6 separate regions of the Mus musculus genome follow, and all the other regions are linked to region 1. The links are chromatin loops, found by intact Hi-C in ENCODE. Cell type or tissue: left cerebral cortex. All regions are shown on one strand. Region 1 overlaps Magi1 (membrane associated guanylate kinase, WW and PDZ domain containing 1). Region 2 overlaps Magi1 (membrane associated guanylate kinase, WW and PDZ domain containing 1). Region 3 overlaps Magi1 (membrane associated guanylate kinase, WW and PDZ domain containing 1). Region 4 overlaps Magi1 (membrane associated guanylate kinase, WW and PDZ domain containing 1). Region 5 overlaps Magi1 (membrane associated guanylate kinase, WW and PDZ domain containing 1). Region 6 holds the start of Gm52913 (a long non-coding RNA gene).

What was found. Peaks named below come from ENCODE experiments on the same cell type or tissue, not always from the same donor. Only the 100,000 strongest peaks of a DNase experiment are listed, where the experiment ranks them.
Region 2: a loop joins it to region 1, with 7 times the contacts of the local background. A loop is called at or near these places in 23 of 42 quality-filtered maps.
Region 3: it touches region 1 in a loop (4-fold over the local background); 3 of 42 quality-filtered maps call a loop at or near these places.
Region 4: it touches region 1 in a loop (4-fold over the local background); 18 of 42 quality-filtered maps call a loop at or near these places.
Region 5: a loop joins it to region 1, with 6 times the contacts of the local background. A loop is called at or near these places in 15 of 42 quality-filtered maps.
Region 6: a loop joins it to region 1, with 5 times the contacts of the local background. A loop is called at or near these places in 5 of 42 quality-filtered maps.

The regions. Positions count from the first base shown.
Region 1 is chr6:93,755,298-93,759,297 of GRCm38, forward strand. It overlaps Magi1 (membrane associated guanylate kinase, WW and PDZ domain containing 1), which reads right to left. Exons shown (of 24, transcript NM_001029850.4): 9 at 2,358-2,467. Among named protein-coding and RNA genes, the nearest start is that of Gm23035, 36 kb to the right of the region's middle. In left cerebral cortex, a CTCF peak has its summit at 2,247 (motif pointing left); a DNase peak (open chromatin) is centred at 2,280; H3K27ac peaks cover 500 bases.
Region 2 is chr6:93,983,327-93,987,326 of GRCm38, forward strand. The region is part of intron 1 of Magi1 (membrane associated guanylate kinase, WW and PDZ domain containing 1); the gene reads right to left. Among named protein-coding and RNA genes, the nearest start is that of Gm22840, 95 kb to the left of the region's middle. In left cerebral cortex, a CTCF peak has its summit at 2,031 (motif pointing left); DNase peaks (open chromatin) are centred at 2,030 and 2,825.
Region 3 is chr6:93,910,866-93,914,865 of GRCm38, forward strand. The region is part of intron 2 of Magi1 (membrane associated guanylate kinase, WW and PDZ domain containing 1); the gene reads right to left. Among named protein-coding and RNA genes, the nearest start is that of Gm22840, 22 kb to the left of the region's middle. In left cerebral cortex, a CTCF peak has its summit at 1,696; DNase peaks (open chromatin) are centred at 1,471, 1,690, 2,160 and 2,643; H3K4me3 peaks cover 2,761 bases; H3K27ac peaks cover 2,201 bases.
Region 4 is chr6:94,038,076-94,042,075 of GRCm38, forward strand. All of the region lies in intron 1 of Magi1 (membrane associated guanylate kinase, WW and PDZ domain containing 1), which reads right to left. Among named protein-coding and RNA genes, the nearest start is that of Gm22840, 150 kb to the left of the region's middle. In left cerebral cortex, CTCF peaks have their summits at 1,031 (motif pointing left) and 2,225 (motif pointing left); a DNase peak (open chromatin) is centred at 2,225.
Region 5 is chr6:94,051,792-94,055,791 of GRCm38, forward strand. All of the region lies in intron 1 of Magi1 (membrane associated guanylate kinase, WW and PDZ domain containing 1), which reads right to left. Among named protein-coding and RNA genes, the nearest start is that of Gm22840, 160 kb to the left of the region's middle. In left cerebral cortex, a CTCF peak has its summit at 2,339 (motif pointing left); a DNase peak (open chromatin) is centred at 2,350.
Region 6 is chr6:92,783,029-92,787,028 of GRCm38, forward strand. Adamts9 (a disintegrin-like and metallopeptidase (reprolysin type) with thrombospondin type 1 motif, 9) reads right to left here. Exons shown (of 40, transcript NM_175314.4): 38 at 3,818-3,922. Gm52913 (a long non-coding RNA gene) reads left to right here and starts at 3,648. Exons shown (of 3, transcript XR_003956476.1): 1 at 3,648-4,000. In left cerebral cortex, a CTCF peak has its summit at 1,968 (motif pointing right); a DNase peak (open chromatin) is centred at 1,985; H3K4me3 peaks cover 63 bases.

The sequences.
Region 1 (4,000 bases):
GAGAGCTTCCTCCTAGCCTCCTGAGGATGCCAGTTTTCTGATTGCCTTCAAGCCAAGATGTAGTTCTTTAGCACCATATCTGTCTGGAAGATGCCATGTTTCCAGTCATGATGATAATGGACTGAACCTCTGAACCTGTAAGCCAGCCCCATCCAATTAAATGTTGTCCTTTATAAGAGTTGCCTTGTTCATGTTGTCTTTCACAACAATGGAAACCCTCACTAAGTCTGTGAGCAAAAGCAGCAGCCCTCCCTCCCTTTGTGGTAAGGTCAGTGAAATATCTCTCTCTCTCTCTCTCTCTCTCTCTCTCTCTCTCTCTCTCTCTCTCTCTCTCATTAAAGAAATATGGCACAACTGGTAAAAATCTGACTTTAAAGGTTTTAAGTGAAAACCAAATTTTGGTTTTCTTTTCCTTTGTTTTTTCAGGTATGGATTTGCTTGAAGGTAGCCATGTGAGAAAGGACCTTCTTAAGGCTCAGTGAGGGGTGCGCTGGTCTGCAGAGCCTACCTGTCTTGCCTGGTAAGTTGGATGAAAATATACGCCATTATTTTGTTGCGGCACTAACTTCTGTTGTCTCTGAAACTCAAAGGGAAGCTACTGCCTGTAACATCTTGCAGTGAGTGATCTTTAAGATGTAAAGCAGTCACCTTCCCTTAGCTATATGCCCACAGCTCAAACCACATTTGCTGGGACTACTATCTTTAAAAATATCTTTAAAAATATTTTTAAAAGTTATCCTTAAATTAAAAAGGGAATTAAGCCAGAGAACTTTTCAGCTGGTGCATAGGGGTAGTAGAGAGTAAAGCATGGTTTACCAGCTAAACTGGGCTCAATGTCTGCCTTATAGAAGTACATGGCATAAATGCTTTTCATTCATTCATTCACTTACTACTTATTTATTTGGATTTTTCGAGACAGGGTTTCTTTGTGTAGCTCTGGCTGTCCTGGAACTTACTATGTAAACCATGTTGGCCTTTCACATTTTTAAAAGGTTAAAATTGAGTATTTTCTGATACACGAAAATTAGAGATTCAAATGGGTGTTCATGAATAAAGTTTTATTGACACACAGAATTGCCTATATTTATATATTATCTGTATCTGTTTTACACTATAAAGATGAGTAGTTATTACAAGAACTATGTAACATCAATGCTAAAACATTTGTGATGTTTATATATATTTATAGTAGTAACATTTGGCTACTCCCATAGTTTAAGGACTATATTTGATTATGTTCAAGGACTCAGTGCTTGCTTGGGTAGATACTTGGTGTGATGAGGTCCTCAGTACAATTTCTAGCACCATACACATTTAAAATATATAGTATATAAATTAATTATGTTAAATATTTAATATATAAATTAATTAAATATATAATAATATATAGCATATAATATGTATTATATATAACGTGGGAACAAAAGTGTTATAGTTCATATTCACATAATTGATATTATACTTAGATGGTATAAAGCCTACCACTGAAAGATTTAATGAAAAATTAGGAAAACCTTAAATATTAATAAATGGATAGCTACATATTAGTAGAAACACTCATTACGTAGCACATCTTTTAGCCATTAAAACTATGAGTCAACTCAAACCTTCAAGCAGGTTTAAGAAATAAAAAGTGAAAAAAAGTTGCTCAAATGAAATATATTTACTCACAAAATTATTCTTGGTTTTGGTATTTGTGATTTTTATTTACCAGAAAAATTCTACACAGTGAGCCCCTAAGAATGGGATGGGGCAAGCACTGGAAGATTTAATGTTCCCCCCTCTTCCTGGGTTATTTTGATTTCTCTAAAGAATATGAATTTGTTTGGGGCAGTGGTGGCACACGCCTTTAATCCCAGTACTTGGGAGGCAGAGGCAGGCGGATTTCTGAGTTTGAGGCCAGCCTGGTGTACAGAGTGAGATCTAGGACAGCCAGGGCTACACAGAGAACCCTGTCTTGAAAAACCAAAATAAAATAAAAAAAAAATAAAAGAATATGATTTGTGACTTCCCAGAAGCATGCAGATCCTTCTGTACGGCGTTTCTAACGTGAAAAAGGAGCCTAGTGCCCAGAAACTCTGCTTAAATGTTACACAGGGATCACCATGCAAATGCTGCAGGGGCCCAAATTCCCTCAGCTCCGCAAGTTAAATTCCATCCAAAGCAAGGCAGAGGTCTGAGCGCTATGCAGGGGCGCCCCCTTCTGCAGTGTGCTGGGGTGTGCTGTTGGAGGGAGGGGTGACTAGAGGAGAAAAGAATCTATCATCAAGGCCAGCTCTGACCACACGGGGGTGACAGTGCCTAGGCTTTACCCCACACTCCCAGCTCAGGGAAATGCCTCCAGCAAAGAAGCCAACCTTCTGGCTGCGGTGGCTGAGGCTGCTGCTGTTGCTGCTGCTGTTCAAGCTGTTTCTTCCGTTTGGCTTCTAGGACTGGGTTTTCATATTGCGTCTTCCTGTTGATGTGGCTGGGAAGAAAGGAAAGCAGTTCTCAGGGAGGAAATACTCATTCTAGCAAGAAAAGGCCGGGCAAATCGATTAGTTGAGGCACAGCAGAGGGTCTGGAGTGGATATGCAGATAGACATAAACACAGCTCCCATTATGGCTGTGTATGTGCAGTGAGACCTAGGGTGTGGTTGGAATGCATCTTACTAGAAATCCCTAGCAAATGTCCTGAGGCAAATAGCTTTACTCACCAGCGGAAAGCCCTTGTTTACAGGGAACCTGTTCCCAGAGCCCCAGTGAATGCTGGAGCCCAGGATAGCGTCCAATCCAATATGAATATGGTTTTCCCTCTGCATCTGTACACACCTATGACCCAGTTTAACTTATAAAACAAGCACAGCAACAGATCAACAGCAACAATTCACTGTAGCCCTCAGTAGTTTCCACATATGATTTATTTCCTTAGCCACTTAAAGGAACTTCTGCCTGCCTCTTCAGCACGTTCCAATTGCCCACGCTGTGACCTTTGTGCTCTGGGCCTATCAGGAAGTTAAATAAGGGACATTTGAACACAGTGTATGACAGTGTATGACACTGTGACAGCTGACCTTGTAACTGAGCTGGCCACCAAGTGACTGATTGACAGGCAGTGCATAAAGCTTAGCTGCACTGGATGAGGGGTGCTTTGTGGCCTAATCTCCATGGAGCAGCAAGGAAAGAGACCTTACCGTGCCCTGAATGACACCCAACTTGAAACTTAAATTTTATTTATTTTTTTCTAAAGTTTTCTATGCCATTTTTTTTTTCAAGCAACAATTCACCTTGAGTATGTGAAGCATGTAAGTGTGGACACAATAGTATTTCATGTGGGGATGAGAAGTACGCCTCTGTGTAGTTCTCTTTGTGTGGCATTATTAACTAGTATGCTCACTCAGCTATGCTTGCTTTTGAATTCAAGGGCTTGAGCCAGTGACTCTACCCCTATTTCAAAGCTAGCATCTGAGAGGGGGGGGGTACATTAAATTCACCAAGAAGTACACTCTGAATTACTAAGAATTAAGAGTCAACTGGAGCTGGGATGTTGTCTGTGGTCTACAATAGCAAAACTCTTGAATGGCTTTACATAGCAAGGTATGGAGAAGCCTAAGGGTGAAGTCAAAAGGACTCCACTAACATCTGTCAATTATGGCAACCCAATGAATGACCAAGAGGAAAGACCAAATTCACAGCCTATAGGCAATGATAGTTCTAAGGTAGTTAAACTATGTGAATGCAATGTATTTAAAGTGACAAAGATCCAGACATTTTAGATGACTCTGTCACTAGTAAGGCCGGGCAAGCACACGCACTTACCCCCACAACGCACACACATCAACATACACCCATCATCCACATGAGTGTTTCTGTGTGATGGCCTTATTTATTTTGTATTTATACTAAGTATAAATACATGTATATATAGATGGTTTCACATATACATATGTGTGTATGTACACGTGTATGTACTCCTTTAGCCAAAACAACAGTTCATTAGAAGTTTGGGGGCATACCTATT
Region 2 (4,000 bases), 230 kb after region 1:
CTTCATTCACTGTTCTAGGCTATATTTATTATTCTGTAATATAATTAAAGTTAGTTATGTAAGAAGTATGGAATATTTATAGAGAATGGTTTCTTGTAAGTACTTTATTCAAAGTACCTTTGCACACAAGTGTAAAACTGCCACGATAAGCTCATTGGTTTGTAGAAGAGTATAGACTTATAAGTTTTTGACTTAAAAGCACACACATAAACATACTAGTTTCACAAAATAAATAAATGGGTGAGTAAATAAGCCAATTAATGAAAAATAAACAAAAATCAAGATACTAGGTCCTAATCCTGACTCACAGAATACAAGGGCCTGGACAACATCTATTACAGTAGCCAGTCACTACAGATTAAATGTCATTTTGTAAAAGTCACAGGCCCTCTGTATGTGCTCCCGTGTGTGGTGACAGAGTGGACAGAAATAGACTGTGTTTGAGACCTTCTTGAAGCTCACAGCCCAGACTGTGCACACCTCTGGACATCCCCTGCATGCCCCCTGGCCAGGCTTCCATTCCACACCACGAACATGGGTCCAAACCATCAGGAAAAAGATATCTTATGAAAGAATGAGTAACTCTAAATTTTATTCCTCTGGGGAAACCTGCTAAGACAGCGTCACGGACACAGATACAAAACCCAGGCAGAGCCTTGCTGAGGGAAAGGCTAGTTTTCTTTACCCAAGAGAGCGCCCACAAGTAAAGCACTTCAGATTAAAGATGTTCTTTCCCACTATGCCAAGTGGCTGCTGCATGCTAACGTGAAGCATCTCAAAGCAGAACTGCCGTCAAGTAGTTTAACCAGAAATCTCAGGCCCCGATGAGCAATGCGAACAGTGAATAGACACCTCCGCTTTACAGTAAAAAAAAAAAAAAAATCCTGGTTCCTAACTTCAAACCAACAAAAATGCATTCTAAAGCAAGAAATACTGCAGAAAATAAGTCCACTCTGTGGCAACCATACATGTAACAAATCCCTAACTTGCAAAAGTGCTGATATGCTGATATATTGGATCCAATGCTAAAAAGACACCACCTTTGATTGTTTTTAATAATTGATGGATGGTCTAAAGGTCACAGCAAGGAGGTCACATGTATTTACATGTCATTTCGAAGAAACAGAATAAAAATAATTGTGTCATCGGCACCCCGTTTTTTTGTTGTTGTTGTTTTGTGGGGAGTTTTTTGGTTTTTTGGTTTTTGAGACAGGGTTTCTCTGTATAACCCTGGCTGTCCTGGAACTCACTTTGTAGACCAGGCTGTCCTTGAACTCAGAAATCCGCCTGCCTCTGCCTCCCAGGTGCTGGGATTAAAGGTGTGCGGCACCATGCTCGGCTGGCATCCGGTTTTTAAACATAAGAACAAGAAGAAAAACAAATACAAAAACAGGAAACCCACATAAGAATACTGAGCAAAGCTGGGTTGCTGAGGCATACACCTTTAATCCCAGCACTAGAGAGGCAGATGTAGGCAGATCTTGGTTTATAAATCGAGTTCTAGGACAGCCAGGGCTACACAGAGAAATCTTGCCTTGGGAGATGAGGGGTGAGGAGTGGTGTATGTGCCAAGCAGCCAATGCCTACAAAGGGCAGAGAAGGGGTAGATTTCTTACATAGGGACCACGATGCAATTCTGGCCAGAAACTCCATTTTATTAATTATGTGATGATTCAGTACCGCTATACAATTTTCTAAGAGCTGATCTCAAAGAGCAGACCTGCAGGTATCGCTGAAGCCAGTTCCTCTGAAACATGCACATTGTGAATGAAGCTCCCTCAAGGGTAGGCACTCTCCAGAGTTAAAGTGCTAAAGAAATTGTCCCAATCTGCTGGATGACCAGGAACTATGGAGAAAGCGCTCAGCTGATCTTAACGGACAGGACAACAGGATGAGACCAAGCACAATCAATTGCTTTCTTCTATCCCGGTCCCTTCAGTTCGGCTTTAGATTATGAAAAGGTGACTTAAAATTAAGCTCTCAAGCCCCAAAGGGCATCAAATAAACAACCACTGTCGCCACCTTTTGGCGACAGGCAGAACTGTCCTGCTTTGGCTAGGCCTTGGGATGGTCATCTAATTAGGGTTTCTGGGTTCAAGTTTTCCACAGGAAAAGGGCGTCACAGGTTTCTGTTAACAGTGTGGCAGGTCATACCCATTTCTCCGAATTACCGGCCCTTCTCAGCCAAACACAGTGTGGACCGCAGAGGAAGTCTGACGTCACGCCCTTCAATATTAATTTTGTGATGGCTCATTCTTGTCTTAAAATGTCATATAAATTTTGTACTAAAATTAGAGTAATTCACATATATTAAACATATGAAAAAATGAAAATTAATTATGGATCGACTTTTGTAGCCTGCTTATCAACAAGAGGTTAGAGCTTTAGGGACGTTTCATTTTCTGTAGACTGTCTACTGGCCACCTCTCTCACCTGAATTTGAGAATAAGTCGGACCTGAGATCTGCCACAGTCTGCTCTAGGCCAACATGACCCTCAGTTTATTTGTAAGGCTAAGTACTGTGGCTGAGACTTCTAGGATGCTTCGAGCTCTGAAACAAGCCAGAGACCTTTAGACATAATCCCTCTGTCTACTGGGAACCAGAGGTGCAAAATCTCATAAAACATGGGCTTTGAGAATGGGAAACTCTGTTATTCCTTAGCACAGAACTAACGGAAATGTCACTTACATTATTAAAACCTAACACATTCAAACTGGCAAAATAAGAGCCTTTTCTCCCTCACACTTCTCATAAGCAAAGTGAGGGTGCCTTCCACACAGGGCTACCTCTGACGGACACACGCGAAGGAGCTCACAAGGGCCTAGCATTTGGTTATGGTAAAGAGATGACACTACACAGAGGAGCAATGGCCGCATCACAAGAGATCTCAAAAATTACATGAAGGAGCCAACAGAGTTGCCGATAAAACTACCTACCACTAAACTCTGACTGATGGTCAGAGTTCGAGTCACAGGACCCATCAAGTGGAAGGAAAGAAATGATTTCCAAATATTATCCTCTAACTTCCACAAGTTTCGCCTGGGCACATCACGAAGGCGCGCATAAGTACACAGTTGGTTTTCTGTTTGTTTGTTTGTTTATTTGTTTAATGTAAAAAGAATTTTGAAAATTATGTTAAATAGCTCAGACCCCTCCATACACATGATAGCCAGGAGCATGTATGTTCAACACACTCTGACAAGGCTAGACACACAGGACAGTGTGAAGGACAAGCTCAGCACACTCAGCAGGGGGCGTTCAGGCAGGGTTCCAGTTCACCCTGAAGCCGACCACAGTCGGTCTGTAGGAGTGATTCCGTTGTTTCATTTCAACCTATGATGACAGGCGTTCCTAACTCCACACGGTGCCTGTGAAACTTCTTCTATAGAAACTATTCCACTTTTTCTCTAGTTTCTAGAACAGCCATTCTCAACGGAGTCTTTCTGTTCTCAGACAGCTTTTAACACTGCCTTAAACCAAAGTCATCAGCAAAAGAAAGGGGGTAGGGAGGACTTCAGTCTGTCCTTGTTTTCTCTGTATTCCCTGTTCGGCCACGACCACACCTGAGCAGGTTATGCTCAGACAACCTGTTGCACAATACAGAACCCTGGGACTCCTCAGACATACTGCTAACCTAACTGTTCTAAAGAAGAGGCTAACGTGCTTAATTTGGGCAGTTCAATATTAAAGCTGACAATTATGCTCGCTCACTGCTGCTGCAGATGCACTTAGTACTAATATATAAACGTCACCCTCTCAAGACACTGGAAAGTGCACTCCCAAATGGTTCTTGCTACTTGTCCTATCAGTGGAGGGAGCACGCTGCTGATCTCCTTTTAAGATAAGATGATAAATTAGGAGAGAGGCAAGCTGACCTGACACTCTGATCTCACCTCAAACTCTCAGCCACCCCGCCAGTCTCAATCACAGTGTGGGGACACCAAGACTCACAAAGACAGGTGAAAATAAAATTATAGTATTTGCTTACACGTGTGACTC
Region 3 (4,000 bases), 160 kb after region 1:
TTCATGTGTCAAAAGGCCCATCTACAGCGGTGTATCACAGAAACTGTCTCAGTGGTGAATACATCCACTGGATGGTTGCTCCAGTGGACACACCCTGGGTTGTACATGAAAACTCTAGTCTTCTAGGGAAAAGTTCTGTAACAAACACAACTGCCCCCTGCTTTCTGCTCAACAAGGACCAGCAGGTAAACCTCAAGCCTATTCAGTGAAAACAAAACCAAACCCACCACCACCATCACCACCACCACCAACAACAACAACCACAAAAACCAGGCCAATTTCACCTCTGTAGTAAAAACACAAGAGAGGCAGATACAGTATCAAACATTTTCTTCAAGGCATTGCCATAGAAACACAACTTGAAATTTGCAGCTTGAGAAACTACAGAGGGACGTGAAGAAGGAAGGCTCTAACGTTTGACTTGGTGGGGTCCAGAGGGGCTGGGGAGTCAAAGGTGGGCCTCAGCCACAATCCCTTCCTCCTGCTCCATCCTCTTTCCCCTACCCTACCCTCCCAGCCTCAGAGGGGAAAGAGGGCCAGGGGCAAAGGCAGCTCCTGTTCTCTCAGCTGAGGGATGGAGGAATCAAGACAGTGTTGATAGCATTAATCTGCTCAGGCTTTCAGCAGCAGGCAAACTCATAGACAAGTGGGGAGCTCGGCCTCGCTGACTAGGGGCTGTGCAAGTTCAATCATGAAAAGAATCTGAACATGTCCCCCCCCAAGGCAGGATTTGAAGTTCTGGTAAAACACCAGTTTTCAGAAGGCACTGGCCTCATGGGTGATACAATGAAAGCCTTTCTCAACCAAATCATTTCCCCCAGAACCAAAATGCAATGTTAGTGTATGTTAAAATGTGCATAGCTTTATACATATGTAATATATATGGATATATTGTATATAAACCCATGGTTAAATATTTTCAAAATAAGAGTCACACTCCCCTTCCTCTACAGACACTTTCAGTTTTCATCTGAACCTCCAATGAACACGTTTGAACCTTTTGAAAACACTGAATAGGTTCTGGTCAAGAGTAGTTAAAAACAAGCATGCCAGCAAACAACAAAGCCAGCGAGGGTTATCTGAGCAGTGCACAGTCCTAACTAAAAAGCCTCCTAAATGATTCTCACTGGATAGGCACCGTCAACTCTTGGAGAGAGAAAGGGCCTATTCCTAATCCGTACAAATAAACAACACAGACCCTCAAGCCATTTAGTTCGGACACAAATCCACTCCCTTTGTGTGGAAGGCCAACTCTGGGGATGAGACAGCCCCCTTGCACACTTCACTGCCCCCTGCTACTCGGTCAGACAGACTCCGAGTTTGAGAAGAGGGAAGAAGGTACACCCTCCTGTCTCTTTAAAGAAATAAAGATACCAGTCTTCCAGGATTGGTCCATTAAGAACCAGCCAGGGAGAACAACCTTCCAGCTCCCAAGCACTTACAAACCAGACTCCAGATTCCTCTATTTACTGATGCCCACAGACAAGCATACCTTACCTAGACAAGACAGTGTTCTCACAAACACATGTTAATCTCCAGGAAGCAAACCTAAGAAGCCTTCTGCATGTACATCCCCCCTTTAAAAGTGGGGGAGAGGAGAGAGGGATGGTGGTCCTTTTCCTCTTTATTTTCTGGAGAGCTTGTGAAGCTCTCTCAAAGTGCAAAGGCATTTGCCCACTACCGCCAGGAGAAGCAGTCGCTGTCTCCCCGCCTACTCCAGCCTGGGCGCCGGAACAATGCAGCAACATGCATTTACCAACACCTGCTGGAGCCTATTAATATGCACGGGGGCCTAAGGCTTTCCCCCTCCCCTTCCCCTGCCCTCCACACTGAGCAGGCTTTCATCTCCTCCTTTACCATCCATCAGGAACTCGTTTCGGTGGCCCCCCTCCCCCGCCCACCCCCAGTCCCCATTCAGCAAAGCCTGGGGGCCGCCCCTCGCTCTGGCTCCCCAAACCCAGGCTGACTAGCACACTTTGGAATGCACTTCATTAAAATTTAGCTGCCCGATTCCAACCTGCAATGCGGAGGAGGCAATACAAAGCGCACGCCACACTTCCTCCAGCATCCCCTTCAAAAGCCCCATTGTTCGCCAGGCATCTGCTCTGGAGCCCAGCCTCTCCCTACCCACTGACCTCTGATTTTTTTTTTTTTTCTCCCTTCCCTGCTTCTCCTCCCACCCTGCCCAGCCAAACGGGGCCTGCCTGCCCGTTGAATTAAAACGCAGCCTCAGCCATCTGGCCCTCCCAAGCTGGCCCACAGTCTCCCCTCCTCCCTGGTCCACACACCACACATGGCATCTTCACCTCCATGGATGTTCCCACAACCCAAGCGCAAACCTCCGGTGGCAGGCGCTCCGGTCACAGCCTGCCTGATCCCAGCCTTCTTCCAGTGGCCGAGCGTTCGAATCCAGAGGTGGGCAGGGGTTGGCCTGGGAAGATCATGGACTTGTACTTGCCTGCAAAAGCCCAGCCAATCGCCAAGATTAATCCTTCCTTTTGTGCGCCTGAAAGAGCCTCCCACCACGCTGGTCTTCGGCTCCGCAGCGGCTGTAAGGAGAGGCGGGGGTGGGGAGTGGGATCTGAACCCCTTCCTAAGCTAGCTAGGGGCTCCTTGGCCACCTGACCACTGAGTGGGTTTTCCAGGGCACAGGCTCTGGCTGGAGGAGCAGCTGATGTGCGAGAAGGGAGAGAAGATGCTCAAGCTTGCGCCTTTTATATCACTGGCGACATTTCTAACACATGACAACAATTTCCATCTGTATTTAAGCCGGGAGTGTGAAAAAAGCGCATTACATCACAGAGCCCGGGTTCTCAGAGGCTGCCGGATATCTAGGCCAGGGGGGATTAGGGCTGCACCTGTGAAGGGGGCGGGAGGGGGCGGGACCCAGCTAGCTCCCCTACCAGGACATGTCAAGTCCCCACCACCCGATTGGTCCTGGGGAGCTCTTGGCCAAGGAAAGGCGGGAAATCGGGTTGCCCCATTTGCTAAGGACTAGCAGCTGAGTGGACAGATGGGTGAGGGCTTGAGGGTATGGTAAGGAAAGGTGGGTGAGTCTCAAGAATGGGGACAAGAGCCTCCCAAGTCCCCTCGGCCTCTCTCCTAACTTTGAAAGAAATTTCATAGAAATAATTCTTATATTTGAAATAACTGTTTTCATGAAGTTAAAGATGATGGAGAAGCTGAGAATGAGACTTTGAAGGATTCCCCTTCAAGCAGCTGATTAGAAAAAAAAAATAAAATAAAGGTAGAATCCCATTTAGAACCAAACACTTGAGGTTTACCACCTCGTATTCAAACTTACTTTTTAGCGTGTGTCTGTGTGTGTCTTAGGCACGCACGCGCGCGCGCGCGCGCACACACACACACACACACACACACACACACACACACACACACAGATCTTTGTGAAGTGCCTTCTTCAGTCATTTCTGTAGATTAATTTTTGAGGCAGGGTCTACCACTAACCTGAAGTTCAATGTGAGTCCAGCTAGACTAACTAACTGGCCAGCAAGCCCCTTGGGGATGCCCTTATCTCTGCCTTCTAGGCACTGGGATTAAAACTGCATACTGCTGCAGCTGGCTTTGAAAGGGAGCCGGGGATCTCAGGTTCTCCTGCTTGTGCAGCAAACCCTTTACTAAGTCATCTCCCTACCCCTCAAACTCAGGGCTTTGATCCCAGCCCTATGCCCAGGTCAGCATCCTCACCTCAGCTCCAGGAGTGGGAAACAGTGCTGTAAGACTTCTGGAGAGTAAACATTCCCTATTGGCAGTGGCCACACTACAGGGCTTGCCTTTGACCCACCACCTGTATTTCCCCAGCTCCACGGTCACATGTAAGGGACTGTCGAGAATTAAGTACTAAAGAATGGACAGGAGACAAGGGAATCTAAAACTTTCAGATGAACAATGATGGGGAACCATAGATGGAGAGGTCCAAAGCCAACAGAGAGCAAAGCATTTGAAAGCTGGGGGAGAGAAAGGTTTAGAGGGCAGTCTA
Region 4 (4,000 bases), 280 kb after region 1:
AAGAGCGGAAAGATCTGTGAATAACAAATGATTGCCTAAAAAAGAAAGACTGGCCCCCAATGGAGGAGCTAGAGAAAGTACCCAAGGAGCTAAAGGGGTCTGCAACCCTATAGGTAGAACAACAATATGAACAAACCAGTACCCCCCAGAGCTCGTGTCTCTAGCTGCATATGTATTAGAAGATGGCCTATTCATTCGGCCATCAGTGGAAAGAGAGGCCCATTGGTCTTGCAAACTTTAGATGCTTCAGTACAGAGGAACGCCAGGGCCAAGAAGTGGGAGTGGGTAGGTAGGGGTAGGGGAGGAGGGTATGGGGGACTTTTGGGATAGCATTGGAAATGTAAATGAGGAAAATACCTAATAAAAATTTAAAAAAAAAAAAGAAAAAAGAGACTGTGGCTGGAGAGTTGGCTCCGTGGTTAAGAGCACTCATTGTTCTTGCAGAGGACACAGGTGTCATTCCCAGTTCCCACATGGAGGTTGTGCTGGGAATTCAATCCCAACCATCCATAACTCCAGCTCCGAGAGATCCAATGCTGTCTTCTGACCTCTAAGAGCACCAGCCACACACACACACGCACAGAAATACATGCAAGCAAAACACTCAAAACATAAAATTTAAATATTAAGTTTTAAAGAATAAAAATCATAGCATATATTGCTTTTTTTTTCTTGTCTGATATGTGGAGAAGTGACAAAATATCACCTCCACTCTAAAGCCATATGAACTCATTGTCAATGAAAAGAAGGAAGATCAATCATGCCATCTCTGGAAATACTGTCTGGCTGCAAACTTAGGAACTGGGTATTAAAATGGTAACCAGAATTACAGGGCATTTCTTCAAGTTACCCTTGAAAAAGTCTTAAACATATATTGAAGATGGATAACCAAGGGGCTGGAGAGACAGGTCAACAGTTAAGCGTACTGAATGTTCTTCCAGAGGATCTCCGTTCATCAATTCTCCACACCCACTATGGTAGCTTACAACTTCTGTAACTCCAGTCCTTGGAGATCTACTGCCCTCTGCTGGCCAAATGGGGCACTATATGCACATGGTGCATAAACATACAATCAGACAAACATACATATGAAATAAATATAAACAGAAGCCCAAAAAAAGTTTAAAAGACGTATAACTAATAATTCTAGGATTTCATGAGTGGTATAAGAGGAAGAATCTAGAATCACTTGCAAAACTGAATCCCTGACATCAGAAAATTGTAACTCTGGAGAAAGTGATCCACCCTTACCCCCTACACAAGTAAATTGCACCCTATAGTTAAAACCATCATGTGATCAAACTCAATTACAAATGGCTAAAGTGGAAGTCAACACCATATAAATAAGTTCCATTATCATACATTTATTAATAATTTTTAGGGCTTTAAATTCTTTTATTTCTTAAAATTCCGTCATTTTGGGCCAGGTGAAGTAGTGCATACTTTTAATCCAGCACTTGGAGGCAGAGGCAGGTGGATGTCTGTGAGTCCAAGGCCATGATACAGAGGCTGAGACAAAGAAGAGCATTAAATGCCCACAGCAGTCAGACTGGAACATAAGGAATGGGCCACTCCATTCTTAAACAGTTTAAAAGCACACAGGTGAATCACCCTGTACACTTCAGAAAGTAACAAATCCAATACTGTGGAGGTAATTATTTCTTGTTCAGATAATTAATTAAAATATCAAGATATTAATAATTAAAATATTAAGATATTAAAAAGCCACACTTAAAGAATCCTAGGTTATGTGAACCCCATACCCCCCACCACCTCATATCACTTTCTGGTAGGAAAAAAATCCACTTAAATAAAGTTACATTTAGGGATGTTTAGGAATAAAATTAATTCAGTCTTGGTCTAAAAAGGAAGCAGTCATAAAACCTCAGAGAGACAAGACAGCAAACTCCAGATTCCCTTCACAATATTTGTGTACCCAGACCATAGCCCTTCGGCTGTGCATTTAGCCGTCAATCAAAAGACATGTGCATACTCTGATTCAAGACATAAGCTCCTGCAAACTACACATTCTTCACATTGATTCCTGCAGATACTGATAAAGAAAATAAAGCCCGAGAATACACCTTCCATCCTTCCCCACTTTCCCCACAAGCTCCTTGTACTCTCTCAGGAGTTACAGTGGGAGAAAAAGGAAAAGGAAACTTTCTGAATTTTCCAACAGCCCCTCTGCCCCAGACACTCTATCAGCAAGCTGCTCTCTACTGCCCTCTAGAGGGCCCTGTTTTTTTTTTACAGCACAAAAAGAAAAGGCTTTGCACAAGAATGGAAGTAAAATGAATGTTTACTGAGGCTTATGGTTCTATCTTTGCTTAGCATAAAGAAATTCCTCAAGCATCTTGCTAGGAGATTCTATTCCACACTTAAGTACTAATAACCCATACTCCCGCACCCCCCCCCCCAGCAAGGTCTGGCCCACTCCCTGGGGTTTACATATCTACTAACTGAACACAGCATAGAAAGATTGTCTTTAACTTAAATAAAATTATGTGCCTGTGCTTCTTAATTCATTGACCAGAAACTGCAGTAAGAGACATGATTTCCAAGATATTAGGAAATGAAGGGAACCAGATCTAAGTTCTTGGTAACTGATTACGTATGTCCCAATTTGTCGTATTATTGTAGCGACCATATGCACGCATCTGTGTATGTTTGTAAGATAAGCTAGAAAAATAATTTTTATATGGAGACTATGTTTTCAATGACACATGATTTCAAACAATGGGAAGGAAGAAGCCACGCCAACCTATTCAATGCATTCACTCCAGCAGACATGTCTACTATAATATCATCTGGAGCAAAGGCAATCCCAGAGAGAAACACAAGAAAACCTCATTCATCTCTCCTACAATGAGATTCATCCTATCAAAACCCATCTGGCGGGGACGGACAGACGCGGCAGCTGTGGTAATTTGAAGACTGCTTAACTCTTCAACCAGTCCCTTTCCTGGGTGTTTCATCTTAATTCTGAAACAAACAAGTGGCTTTACGTGGCATATTAAAGCATAAATAAATCTCCACGGTAGCCTGGGCTGCTTCATCCTCTGCCTGTTCAGTCTGGAAGTGTGGGAAATAGTACAAACTGGACATTCCCAAGTAAGGGATGGAGACAAAGAGACCACCTTCCCCTGTTTGTAGGGGACCACTTAACTTTCTCCTAGGAAGGACCGACAGCCAGATTAATACAGCAGTTCAGGGCCTGATCCCAGCTGTTCCTTTTCCCCAATTCTGGGTCTGATTTAAACTTCAATTTTCTCTTCCTATTGCTCCAATGGCCCTCCTTAGGTCCATTTATCTTTTCCAGGAACAAGGATAGGCCCTCAGTTTGCTTTCTCCACAGCTGATAGGACAAGGAGCAGGGACCAGGCTCAGCAGAGCAGGGCAGTGGGCCAGGTGCCTGTGCATTTTCATATTCAGGTTAAATACACTGTCTCATCCACGCCGCCTTTACTCCCAGGAGTCACAGGACACTCCATCCTTTTTCCAATTCAATGTGACCAACCACTGAAGATTCCCAAAGGAAGCAGAACTCCTAAGTATAAGAACAGGCCCGATCCCCTTGAACATATGCAAATATTTAGTGGAAATTTCCAGGTGGGCTATATCTAGTATTCTGGAAAAGGAAAACAAAAAGTATCCTTCTGATCATTACAATTCATACAAATGTACTGGTGAGGGGTGTGTGTGTGTGTGTGTTGTGTTGGTTCGCATGTGTATACGGGTGTGTATACACGTTTGAACATGCAGGTAGAGGCCACTGTTTAACAGCCAGTGTTCTAGTCAATTATTCTACACTTTAATTTTTATTTGTTATTTATTTTAATTTTATGTGCATTGCTGTTTGGCCAGCATACATGTCTGTGTGAAGTTGTTGGATTCCCTGGAACTGGAGTTATGGACAGCTGTGAGCTGCCATACTGGTGCCTGAGATTGAACCCAGGTCGTCTGGGAGAGCATCCAATGAATGCTCTTAACCACTGAG
Region 5 (4,000 bases), 300 kb after region 1:
CTTCAAAGAACAATCATTGGACTGGAAAGATGGCTCAGCAGATACAAGCACTAGTTGCTCTTCCAAAGGGCATAAATTCAATTTCCACAAAGACCCTGGAGAAACAAAGCAATCCTAGGGTAGGGGGAGCAATTCTGGAGGAATTACCATTCCAGATTTCAAGGTATAATACAGAGTACTTGCATGAAACCAGACACATATACCAATGAAACAAACGGGCCCAAACACAAGTGGACAATTTGACAAAGATGCCAAAAACATGCACTGGAGAAAAGATGCGCCTTAAACAAGTCATGATGGGAAAACTGATGGCCATGTTTAGGAGAATGGAACTAGATTCATGTCTATCAGTCTGCACAAAAGTCAACCCCAGCGGCATCAAGACCTCAATCTGAAACCTGGAATGCTACTGTAAGAAAGCACAGGCGGTGCCTTACAAGATACAGGTTTAGGAAGGAAGGGAATTACTCAACTCAATGCCCAGAAATTAAGATCAACAACAGACAAGTGAGATTCCATAAAATTAAAAAGCTCTGCACAGCAAAGGAAACGAACCAAGGGGAGAGGATCCCACAGAGTAGGAAAGAGTCTTACCCAGCGGTAAATGTTACAGAGGATAAATCTACAGGATGTATAAAGAACTTAAAGCACAGAATCAAAGGAAAAAAAAGAAAAAAGAAAGAGAAACCCAATGACCCAGTTAAAAATTTTTATGGATGTCAATAGTGAATCCTCAAAAATCGATAGATAGATAGATAGATAGATAGATAGATAGATAGATAGATAGATAGATAAAGCTAAGATATATCTCAAAAGGTGGCCATCGTCCTTAGCAATGAGAAAAATCCAAATTAAAACTACTTTTGAGATTTCATCTTACCCGAGTCAGAATGGCCAACATTAACAGAGCAACGGACAACAAATGCCCATGAGGACGCTTGGGAAAGAGAAGCCTCCTTCATGCTCGATGGGACTGCAGACTGGTGCAGCCACTCCAGAAATCAGTATGGAGAATTCTCAAAAAGGTAAAAATACATCCACCACATATGTGACACAGAGAAGCCACTTCTTGGCGTATGTCCAGAGGACTCAACATCCTACTCCACAGATAACTACTCAGCCACGTTCACTGCAGCTCTACTCACAACAGGAACAGGACAACCTCAAAGTCGCTCAGTTGATGACTGCACAGTGAAAACATGGAAGATATGCATAGCGGAATTCTATGAAGCTGGAGGGAAAAATGAAATTAGGAAAACTTCAGGCAAATGGATGGGATGAAAAAATATTACACTGGGTGAGGTAAACCAGATAGACAAATGCTGCATGGTCTCTATGATCTATGGATAATTGCTCTAAATTTAAAGATTAGAGCACAGAATCTGGAGTTACAAGCAGAAGCCAGGAATGTAAAAACGAGGCAAAGGTGAGTAAGCTGTTCTAAAAACAGGAATACCAGGGTCCTGTGCTATTAAGGGGAAGAACTAAATAAGGAACACAGGGTTTAGAGGTCAGGGTGTTAGCAGCCTTAACTGGGAAGTGGGGAGAGAGGGCAACACAAATGTAGAGAGGGGGATACAATGAGGATGTTTGAAAGGGACATAAGGAATCATCATTTTATGTCAGCCTAAAATGATTATATAATATATAAAACACACACACACACGCACGTTAAATGATATCACACTACTTAAGGGTGGTAATACTTCCACCAAGAGCCACAGATTACCTACCAGTGCCAGGCATAAGAAATTTCAAGTTGTTTGCCAAGGAAGCTCAAGAGACCCCAAAACAATAGACGCTGTGGTCACTGTGCTTGGTTGCCACCCAGAACTAGAATGTAGGCGTATATTGCTAAGCCACTGGGGGAAACACCATCTCCTGGCCAAGAAGGCTCTGGCAAGGGCCAAGCAGAGCAGGAAGGGATACAAGGTCACTGGGTAGAGTCATTCTATAGATTAAAGCCAGAAGCCTATGGGATCCAAAACATGCTGTCCACACAAGATGCTGTATGGAACTCTGGTTAGTTTTTCCTTTTTAAAAAGATTCTCTGAGCCTGTTTTCTTCAGATGGGAAATTAGGAATTTTTATAAATTTATTACAAGGATTGATCCAATTTTTTTATAACTAGGTATGTGGACAAAGTATCTGATACACAGAAGCAGTAATTATTAGGGGAAAACACATGATCAAAATGATAAGGCCACTCAATCAATCCAGAGAGATGGATGTCAGTCACACATTTCTGCTTTTATCTGTCCTGTGTCTAGCTTTGTCAGAGGCCCTCATCTAAATGTCCTCTTGCCTGTGGCTTCTCTGGAAGGGAGAGCTGGTCCTGCCCCCTGCTGGGCAATGGAACATTAACAGGGCAAGAACAGAAAAGCTGAAGACATCAGAGCCGGGCTGCAGTGACTCCTTTGTGTGGCAGTGGCATTTTCAAAGAGGAACCAGGGTCTCCCTTTCTCTGATTTGATGTCCCCTTTCAGCCTCAGAGCACTGTGTTCACTGACCCTCAAAGAAAGGGGGCAGTGTTCCAGAAGGTTCTGGTAAGCTGCTCTCTGAAACCACTTCCCACTGCCAGCAGTCTTTCTCAGAAGGGGACAAGATGATCACTGTGTCATTTCATAGCAGCTTTGGGAACGAGAGGACAGAGTTCCCAAATTTCACTCAAGACTGCCATTGCAAGTATCACTGAGTCACGTGGGGATGTAAGGATTTATATACACATAAGCCTGGCACTTATTGTTTCTTTCTCCAATATCAAATACTTCCTATTTCTAGGCTTAAGTTTACAGAGCAATGCTATAGTGTACACATAAAGACAGTACATTATGGACATCAGTGCTGGCTTGGTGGGTAAGTGTGCTACTCATGGCTCAGAGGACCCAAGTTTGGTTCCCAACACGTACATCCAGCAGCTCACAACCTGCTGAAACTCCTGATCCAGGGCATCTAACGCACTCTTCTGGCTTCCTAGGGAACCCGCACACACGTCACATGAATAAAACAAAATAATTCTCTTTTTTTTTTAGAAGAAGAAGAAGAAGAAGAAGAAGAAGAAGAAGAAGAAGAAGAAGAAGAAGAAGAAGAAGAAGAAGAAGAAGAAGCAGCAGCAGCAGCAGAAGCAGCAGCAGCAGCAGCAGCAGCAACATCATCTTCAGAGTTAAAGACTCAGTGTCTTAGTCAGGGTTTCTATTCCTGCACAAACACCATGACCAAGAAGCAAGTTGGGGAGGAAAGGGTTTATTCGGCTTACATTTCCATACTGCTGTTCATCACCAAGGGAGTCAGGACTGGAACTCCAGCAGGTCAGAAAGCAGGAACTGATGCAGAAGCCATGGAGGGATGTTCCTTACTGGCTTGCTTCCCCTGGCTTGCTCAGCCTGCTCTCTTATAGAACCCAAGACTACCAACCCAGAGATGGTCCCACCCACAAGGGGCCTTTCCCTCTTGATCACTAATTGAGAAAATGAATCTCGTGGAGGCATTTCCCCAACTGAAGCTCCTTATTCTTTAATAACTCCAGCTTGTGTCAAATTGACACAAAACTAACCAGTGTACTCAGTCTCTAATCAAAATTAAAAAAAAAAAAAACAGTTTCTTGGGACTGTAGAAATGGCTCATTGGTTAAGAACATTTGCAACTCATGAAACAACACTAGAGCTCATGAGATTCTAAACTCACTCACATTAATTTTAATCTATAACATCACTTTTAAAGAGCAAGAAAATTATTTCTTTCTAAAACAGCCTTTTCTTAGATACATTCATGATACATTCTTTGATGTTCTAGAATTTGCCTTTCATCTGGGCTGCCTTAAAAGAAATCATCTTAAGAAAAAAAAAATGGCATTAGGAATGCTGGGGTTTCCCTTTAAAAGGGCGTATGCTAAGTTTGAGGTGGCTGTAAGAATTACAGCTCTGGCGAAGTCCCACTGGGTTCCACAGACTGTGCTATCTGCCTAGTTCTAGGAAAAGAATGGCAATTGATTAGCCAATCA
Region 6 (4,000 bases), 970 kb before region 1:
GCCTGTCTTTAGTGGAAGGGCTAAGAGGCAAGGGTGTGTTAAGAAAATCCATAGAGGCTGGGCAGTGGTGGCACATGCCTTTAATCTCAGCACTTGGGAGGCAGAGGCAGGTGGATTTCTGAGTTCAAGGCCAGCCTGGTCTACAAAGTGAGTTCCAGGACAGCCAGGGCTAGACAGAGAAACCCTGTCTCGGAAAAAAAAAAAAAAAGAAACATAGTTTAGGACCTAAAGTAAAATGTTAGGGCTAAGATGACATGCAAAACTGACTCCTTCTGAACTGCATACAAAACATGTAACATATAATTTTCCCCAGTACAGTCCTCAGGCAACTATGTACATACATCTACATATGTGTAAACATACTATCCAGTTTCCATAGAAAAGTGCAGACTAAAAGGTACACGTGTAGAAAATGTGAACCTATGGAAATTCCATGTTGTAGGTCTAGGTACTTGCTGGGTTTTCACAAACTGGAAAGCAATCCACACGCACACACATGAGATTCTACTGTACTGTGCACACACATGTGCATACTCATGAGATTCTACGATGCTGTGCACACACACATGTGCACACACATGAGATTCTACTGTACTGTGCACACACACATGTGCACAGGCATGAGATTCTACTGTACTGTGCACACACATGTGCATACTCATGACATTCTACGATGCTGTGCACACACATATGCACACTCATGAGATTCTACTGTACTGTGCACACATACATGTGCACACGTATGAGATTCTACGATGCTCTGCACACACACATGAGATTCTACTGTACTGTGCACACACACATGTGCACACGTATGAGATTCTACTGTACTGTGCACACACATGTGCACACTCATGAGATTTTACTGTGTACACACATGTGCAGACATGTATGTTCATTTCTTAACTCAGTTGTTGTAAAAGAATTCAGAGGTGGGAAAAGCCTGTTTGATTCATTATCTTATAAAGCAATTATTTTATTTACAATCCTTTGTATAGCACAAGGAATCCCTGGTAGAGAGCAGGCTCCCTGTGCCTTAAAATTCGCCAGGCACCTCAGGAAAGCAGATAACCCCTGAGCACCAGCCCCAACCAGCCACAAGTAGGCTTTCTTTGAGCTGCCTGGCCCTGGAGACCTATGCACGATCTTTGCCCTGAAAGAGCACCAGGCAGGCAGTCCTGAGGACAGTGAACAGTGCCACAGCAGAACTCCAAACAGGCCTGAGGAGTCCTAAGCACAGATAGCATTGGAGGGACCAGAATGTTCCTGGCAACTGAGCTCAGGACTTGGAATTTTCCCTCATGCCTCACTCAGCTCCTAGTCACAGCATCTCTTCTGTCCACGTATGCAGAGCTCTGAGCTGAGACAGTAAGAATTCACCAGACCCTCCAAGCAATCACTAACCCGCACCAGCTCTCCCAGGCTCAGCCTGGACAGCTCCCCCAGGTTCCACCTCTAGCCTGCAGTCCCTTTACCCACAGCAGGCAGCCTCAGCTAGCTTCTGCAAGTTAGTAGTAAGCCACAAGGCTGCAAAGATGCCACATCACTGCCTGTTGCTTATGCTCCTGCCTTGGTTTCACAAGACCCCGAGGTGACGATGTTGATGACCACCTGCACTGTGTGTGTGGAGACTTCCTGTACGGATGGAGAAAGCCTCTTCTCTCAGCAGCTATGGAGGGCCGTCACCAAAGAGGAGGTGTTCTTCAGGGAGAGGACCATCTGAACTTTTCCTCAAGCTTAGCAGTTCTGGGGGTCCATTCTCATAGGGGATGCTATTCTGAGGCCCTGGCTCTGGTCTGTCAGGAGCTAGGAAGACTGCAGTCCTTGATTCTACATATCTACACGTGAGCACTTGCACACGCACACGCACACGCACACGCACACGCACATGCACACACACTGGGCAGCAGGGTGGAGAAGAAAGCCCAGCAGCTCAGGCAGAATTCTCAGAGGGTGGGGAACAGCCTTGCAGTACTCGACATGGCCATAAGATGGCACTCCAGCCTTTAGTTATTTTTAGCCTCTGGCTGAAATTTCAATTATGATTGACTGTAGTCTAGCAAAACTATAACATATGTATGTATGTATGTATGTATGTATGTATGTATGTATGTATAAATGCAACATATATAGCTTACAAAGATGATTTCATTCAACCACATCTAAAGCAGTTCAAAATTTCAAATCGGGTCATTGAGGCATAACGCGCCTGTCATGTTGAGACATGAACACAACAAAATATACTGATTTTATTTCCTATAAAATCTATAGGACTGGGATTAAGGTGGGGAGTAGTAGAGTTAGATGTCTTGATGTCAGGGCTCAATCAAAGATTACAGTCGTCTCTATTCTGTTTGGTGGGAAGGCAATACTTATGATGAAATCACAGCAATCGCTTGACCTTTGAATGAGATTTGTGATCCCTGGTTAGCTTTGTGGCGAGACCAGGACCTGAGATACAGGTAGGGTTCTGGACGTTTAAAAAGGAGTCAGGAAACACACTGTCCTGAGATGCCGTGTGGAACCTCCCCTATGCTGGGGCTTTGGATCAGTGCAGGCTGAATTGCCGCTTCATCTCCTGCTTCTAACCCAAGACACCACATTTGGAGGGGTTGCCGAACTCAGCAAGTGAAAGTCTAAATGCTCGTCAAATATGGATTTCAGATAAACAACATATTACCATCACGTGGCATTACTCATAGTACTGGTCATTAGGAGACAGGGTCTAGCTGTGTAGTCCACGTTTACCTTGAACGGAAGGCTCTCCTGCTCAGCTTCCCCAGTGCTGAAGTTACAGCGGTGTACCCCATACGTGGGAACAGACTGTCTAAAAATATGTAAATATCCCATACAAGCTCAAAGGAATAGTATAAAACCACCTCCCAGGTGACCTGACATTCTACCCTGCAGTTCTAACCAGGTAGCCGCACTCATCCCACCCCATTATTCTGGACTCAGACCTCCTTTCTTCCCCCTCTCTCTTTTCTTCCCACGTGCACAGGGCTTGAACAGGAACTGGGAAAAGTCCCATATCTCCAGGAGACCAGATGCTGCGGTGGCCTGAGAACTCAGTGGAAGGGCTTTAAGGAGGAGTTTCTGCCCCATCACCCTTCAGAATCACCATGGAGACACAGCCCCAGAGGTTTGCATCCCCTGAACCTAGTCAGGGGGCCTAGGGGTACATGTAAACTTCCCTGGTAGCTCCACGGGGTGCGTGATTCTTGGGCTGGGCTGTGTTTATCAACCACTTGGGGCTTGCTCAACTACAGAATTGGACCCAGAAGACCAGGATCCAAGCACCTGTCTTCCAACACGCTCTGCGGTTGCAGACATGCTAAAATGCACTGGGTTCAGGGTGGCCAGAACAAAGTGGATTATTGTATTCCTAACTTCCCAGAAAATATCACCCCATAACCTCTTCCTATTGGAATTGCAATTGTTTCTGGGCAGAACAAACCAAACCAAACCATCATTTGTCGAGGTTCACATAGGTGAGTTGCGTTTGGTTAGTTAAGATATTTGAGCTGTGTGTATCCTAGAGCCCTGCCCCCCTTCCTCTTTTAATTCAGTAGGCTTTCCAGGTGCTTGGATGGCTTTGCATTTACTAGGTGGGACAAGCTTCAACCAGGTGAAGTGAGTCTCTCCTGCTTCACCCACTTCTAAATCCCTTCCCGTATTTGTGTCCTAAATTTTCTCTCTGCCACTTTGGAAAAACAAACAAACAAAAGTTTGGTGAATGGGAAAGCACACCTGCTCTGCTCCTTCGGTACACAGCCACTCCCCCAAGAGCCATCCTCCAAGCAATACGCAGCCTTACCGGAGACTTCTTGATGTCCGAAACAGCGTAATTCCCTTGTGACGTCCATCTGGCAGACTCCGTTAAAGACAGCCCAGTCCCATAAAGGTTGATGCTAAAGCGCCCCTGGAACACAAAGCCAACACAAAAGACTTTCAGCCCATGTGACATACCAACCAAGGCAGAGCTGACACACATTCAAAG